2 separate regions of the Mus musculus genome follow, and region 1 is linked to region 2. Evidence: chromatin loops called from intact Hi-C (ENCODE). Cell type or tissue: gastrocnemius. All regions are shown on one strand. Region 1 holds the start of BC004004 (cDNA sequence BC004004). Region 2 has its middle 3.7 kb from the start of Gm46603.

Region 1 (2,500 bases), 62 kb before region 2:
AAAGCTGGTGTCCTTAGGGAAACAGAACTGTACCTCTTCAGTGCAGTCTCACCTGTCTCTCTTTGCCTTGCAGCTTCAAGTGATGGGAACTCTGCTAACCCCAGTTCTCTCACTCGGTGAGGTTCTGAAAAGGGGACTTTGAGAATTTCCAAGGCCACCATAGATGAATTTAGGCTCCATATATTCTCCTTTTTAGTTTTTTTGTTTTTTTGTTTATTTGGTTTTTCGAGACAGGGTTTCTCTGTATAGCCCTGCCTGTCCTGGAACTCACTCTGCCCGGCAGCTACAGACAGTTCTAAGCCATTGTGTGGGTGCTGGAAAGTGAACTCTGGTCTTTTTCTGGAGCAGCAGGTGCTTGTAACTCCGGAGCCCTTTCTCTAGCCTGTGTAACTGTCATTTTAAGGGGTTAAAAACAAAGTCAGTTCTGGCAGGCTTAGTATGTCAGCTGAGGGTACAGGTAGTAGTGGGTGTCAGGAAAGGAGACTTATTTGTGCCTGTATGGGGAGAGCGTAGAGTGGCCTGGTGGCCTGGAGTCTTTGCTCTGGTTCATCTGACCCCATCTCACAGTCACCATGGCTTTTGAGTTATAGCATCAGGGCTGAGCCCAGCATTTTGTTTCAGGTCCCCGGGTAGAAATCAGTTAAAGGTTCTGATATAGAGGCTTGAGAGATGGCTTGGCTGTTCAGAAAGCTGTTTTCCCAAAGAATTTGAGTTCAGTTCCCAGAATCTATATCATTCTGCTCACAGTTGTCTGTAAGTCCAGTTCCATGGGATCCGGTGCCTCTGAAGACACTTATGTGCATGGAGAAGCGTACACATACTACACACACACACACACACACACACACACACACATATACAAACAGTTGCTGACTGCCACTCCCTATTTGTGAGAGAAACCTGCAGTCAGTTAACCAGCTCCATAAACCTGTTTGGCTGGTTCATGGTCAGGTGTTGTGAGAATGTTCATGTTACAATATATAATTCTTGAAGCAGTTTCCTAAGAGTACAGTGCTTAGTGATGCTTACCACAGAACCAGCAGTCAATAGATACAAACGAGTGAGCCAAGTGTAAATGGGAATGAATTGAGTCAATGAGTCCGGACCCCTAAAAAAATTTTTTTATTATTATTATTATTGTTGTTATTAATATTTTGAGACTTCTACGACTGAGAAGGCGCAGTAGTGCCATCTGGACGTCAGGGGGAGCAAGAGCACAAGCTTTTCAGATACCGCGAGATTTGCCCCGCGCCCCGCGCCCCGCGACCTCGCCAGATCTGTTTCGGAACCTGGGGCGCAAGGAGCTTTTCCTTTGTGTTCCAGCCCTGGCCGGCGGCGCGAGAACCACTTCCGGGTCGCGCTGCCGGAAGCAGGAAGTTGTTGGCCCACCCTCCTCGCCCGGCGGCTGCTGTCCCCGAGGCGGGAGGAGCCCGAGAGGGCGCGGGCCCGCATGTGAGTGACTGGGGCCCGAGGCCGGGAGGGGGGAGGCCGGCCGCCCTCCGCGGCCGCCGCTGCCTCGCGCCGCCCTCCTCGCCGCTCCCGTCCGCGTTCTGCTGACTGACAGCACCCCCGACCGCTCCCCGGGGCAGATCCCCTCTGACATCTTTCCCGAGGCTCCGCGGGGAGGGTGACGGGGTCCGACACTGCTCGAACTTGGTTCGCAGACGTGGCGGCCGTGTCCGAAAGCCCTGACCCCGCTTGCCAACCTGTCACAGATGCCTTAGCGTCACCCCTGAATGGCCCCTTCTTAGACATCTTAGCCCAAATGTTAAGGAGGAAGTACTTAATTTAATTTTATTTATTTTAATGTGGACTTAATGTGATAAACTTGGCGTCTCAGAACGTGGCATGGCACACTGACCCGTTTGCAGTCAATCGCCTGCCAGTACGAGAAAAATAAGCTGCCTAGTGTTTCCTTGCATTTTAAGACTTAAACCTTGCAAGCCATGTGTCGTGAGTATGCTATGTCAGAAACATAAAGGGACACGTTTGTCTTTTCACAGTGCCAGGCACAATGTCTTTCACAATGGAAGTACAGATTCACAAACTGGGTTTCGTTGGCTGCAATTTTGCCAAGATTTCGAGATTTCCCTTGACAGCTGGCCATCACCGAAAATAGAATATATCATTCCAGTCTTCACTGGTGATATTAACTCTCACCGGAGACTACACATCCCACAGTAATTATATGTCTATGTAGGCTATTGAATAGCTGTGTAAGGGGTAAAGAGGCCACAGGAGTTCTAAGAGGCCTTACATGAAGCAGAAGACAGATGTAAAGAGAAAGACAAGTATTCATGATAAGGTATGAAGGCTTTGGAGCTGAGGGAGGCCCGGAGCTAGACTTCACCATTGAGGTGAGCTTGGGAATGAACTGGAAGATGGTCCAGAAGGACACACAGGTGGCCACATCAACAGTGGCAGGAAGGGGAGGATCTTGAGCTCCAGAGATTGGTAGGAGTTCTCTGCTGTCAGCCTTTAATGAACACACTCGTGGTTA
Region 2 (2,500 bases):
CAGAAGTCACCCATTGATCTATGTGTCTGGGGCCAATGTGACAGCTCATGGGTAAAAGCACACAGCCCTCCATCCTCCATTCATGTGTAACAGTACACAAGTACCGTGTTCCCATCATCTTTATTTGAGTGTATTTGTTGTTGTTGTTGTTTTTTTTTGTTTGTTTTTGTTTTTTCTGAGATCAGGTCTCTGTGTAGCTCTGGCTGTCCTGGAATGCTATCTGTAGACCAGGCTAGCCTCGAACTCAGAGATCCACCACACCTGGCTGGAAAAAACCTGAAGCCTACAACTCAGAGTTCTGGATATGTATTTATTTAGTGTCTGTGTGGGTGGGGGGTGCATGCAGAGGTCAGAGGGCAAGCCTGCTGGGATAGCTCCCCCCCCCCCATGCACTTTGTCAGGCTTGGTGGTTACTGAGCCAATTGGCCGACCCTAGCTTGACATTGTTTAGTATACTCATTGGGGGACTGTGTAGCTCTGCTAGTACTAAGAGGGGACTTTTTCATTACCTTACCATAGAAGCACCTTACCCACTATTGCCTGCTTTTCCCACCCCCTTCAGCCTAAAACAACTGCTGACCTATTTTCCATCTGTACGCACCTTTCCTATTCCTTCCGTTTTTTGGGGGGTGGGGGGACTCATGCTCTCGTGGAGACTGGAGAACCTCCTCTCCCCTCACCATATGGGTCAGGCTCGGTAACAAACACCTTCACCCGCTGAGCCATTTCATGGGCCTGCACTTGCTGGTCTTTGACTTTCATTTAAGTCCTCCACAAATATGTTTTGTGACTACCTAACATCTCTTCAAGGTCCACCCATCCTTGTATGCGCTGTGCATACAAGCTTGTGTGCTGTGCTCATGCATGTGTGCACATGTGCAGGCCAGAGGCCAGTCTCAGGTTATCACCTTGTTTTTTTTTTTGTGTGTGAGATGGGGTCTCTTACAAATACTGAGGCTTAGTTTGCCTAGGATGGTTATCCAATGAGCTTCAGGGATCTGTCTCCACACCCCGCCCACTGCTGCTCCTAATGCTGGGGTTACAGGCCTGCATCACTGCACCTAGCTTTGGTGTGGGTGCTAGCTCAAACTCGGGTCCTTCTGCTTGTGTGACAAGTGTTTTTCCCCCTCTCTAGTCCCCACCATTGAAATTGTTTTGTTCCTTGTCTGGGTGAAAGATTTTATTGTGAAAGCATGTTGACTTTTCTCAAAGGCCTTTTCTGTTCCGATTGAGATGGTCATGTGGTCAGAGTATATGACATTAACTGATCTTCAGATGCTAAAGCAACTGCATTCCTGGGAAGGTCTGTTCTCTTGAGCTAGTGTGTTGGGCCTGGGCAGTCAGGGATGGGGGTCTCTGGGCCAAGCAGACCCAGCCTATACTGGTTTCCCTGTGGCTCTTCCTGTCTCTTGCCCAGCAAGGGCATCTGCTGGCCGTCTGCAGTTCTGCCCTGTGAATGTGCCTGCCAAAGATCAGGAGATTAGTCACCCATTTATTTATGCACCTGGGGCCAGTGTGATGGATCAGGGAGGAGTCATGCTCTAACAGATGGGCAGGGAGGGGACCTGCCAACACAGCTGAACTGGAGAGGGAGAGGGAGAGGGAGAGGGAGAGGGAGAGGGAGAGGGAGAGGGAGAGGGAGAGGGAGAGGGAGAGGGAGAGGGAGAGGGAGAGAGGGAGGAGAGAGAGAGAGGAGAGAGAGAAAGAGAGAGAGAGGCAGGCAGGCAGGCAGGCAGGCAAGCTGGCTGGTATCCCAGTAGCCTCTGAGCATTGTGGCAACTGGCAGTGATAACGAGGGACAGTTGAAGGAGGACAGCTTAGGCCACAGCTGTCTCCTTATCAGAAAGCCTCAAAAGGCCTGTCATAGGCCTTTCCAACTTTCCCGAAGAATAAGGTTACCCATGAGGAAAGTCTGGCTTCCTCACGGACACCTCCTCCCCTCCAGTCATCCCTCCCCGCTGGTAGCTCAGCTCAGGCCTGGTCAAGCCCAAACTTCTTAATAGATAAGAGGATAATACCTGGGAACAGTAGGGCCTCATGCTGAGCAGTCACACCAATCAAAGCCTTTCACTTTAGGCCAGGCAGCCTCCTACAGACCTCAGGGAAGACAAGTGCTGGGATTAAAGGCGTGCACCACCATGCCCGGCTTTCCCACAGCCCTGAGAGCTGTCCTGAAGGTCCCAGCATTTACCCTTTTGCTGAGACATTGCTACACCTTTGCTTCCAGCTCTGCTCGCGGTGTTTCTGACTATTATGGAGTCTTACTAACGCTAATGAGAATGTAAAATATGCACATTGTTATACAAACAAGCCTTGTGCTCATAGTGGCCACTGACACCCCTGGAGGCCCACGCCCAATGGTCCTGTCCCAAGGGCAGGGACCATGTCATTCTGTCCCCACGGAGACCTAGCAACTAGGTCTGTCAGGTCACACATTATGCTGGTCAGAAGGTGACTGGCCACTTCACTTCCTTCCCTGTGTCTCATGTACCTAGAGGCT

The links. Hi-C counts contacts between places; a loop is a spot of excess contacts. Peaks named below come from ENCODE experiments on the same cell type or tissue, not always from the same donor. Only the 100,000 strongest peaks of a DNase experiment are listed, where the experiment ranks them.
Region 1: a loop joins it to region 2, with 2.4 times the contacts of the local background. A loop is called at or near these places in 5 of 42 quality-filtered maps.

The regions. Positions count from the first base shown.
Region 1 is chr17:29,267,551-29,270,050 of GRCm38, forward strand. It overlaps BC004004 (cDNA sequence BC004004), which reads left to right and starts at 1,238. Exons shown (of 9, transcript NM_030561.3): 1 at 1,238-1,452. In gastrocnemius, a CTCF peak has its summit at 1,194; a DNase peak (open chromatin) is centred at 1,297; H3K4me3 peaks cover 1,779 bases; H3K27ac peaks cover 2,293 bases.
Region 2 is chr17:29,329,400-29,331,899 of GRCm38, forward strand. No RefSeq gene overlaps it. Among named protein-coding and RNA genes, the nearest start is that of Gm46603, 3.7 kb to the left of the region's middle. In gastrocnemius, a CTCF peak has its summit at 1,439; DNase peaks (open chromatin) are centred at 1,532 and 1,720; H3K27ac peaks cover 1,629 bases.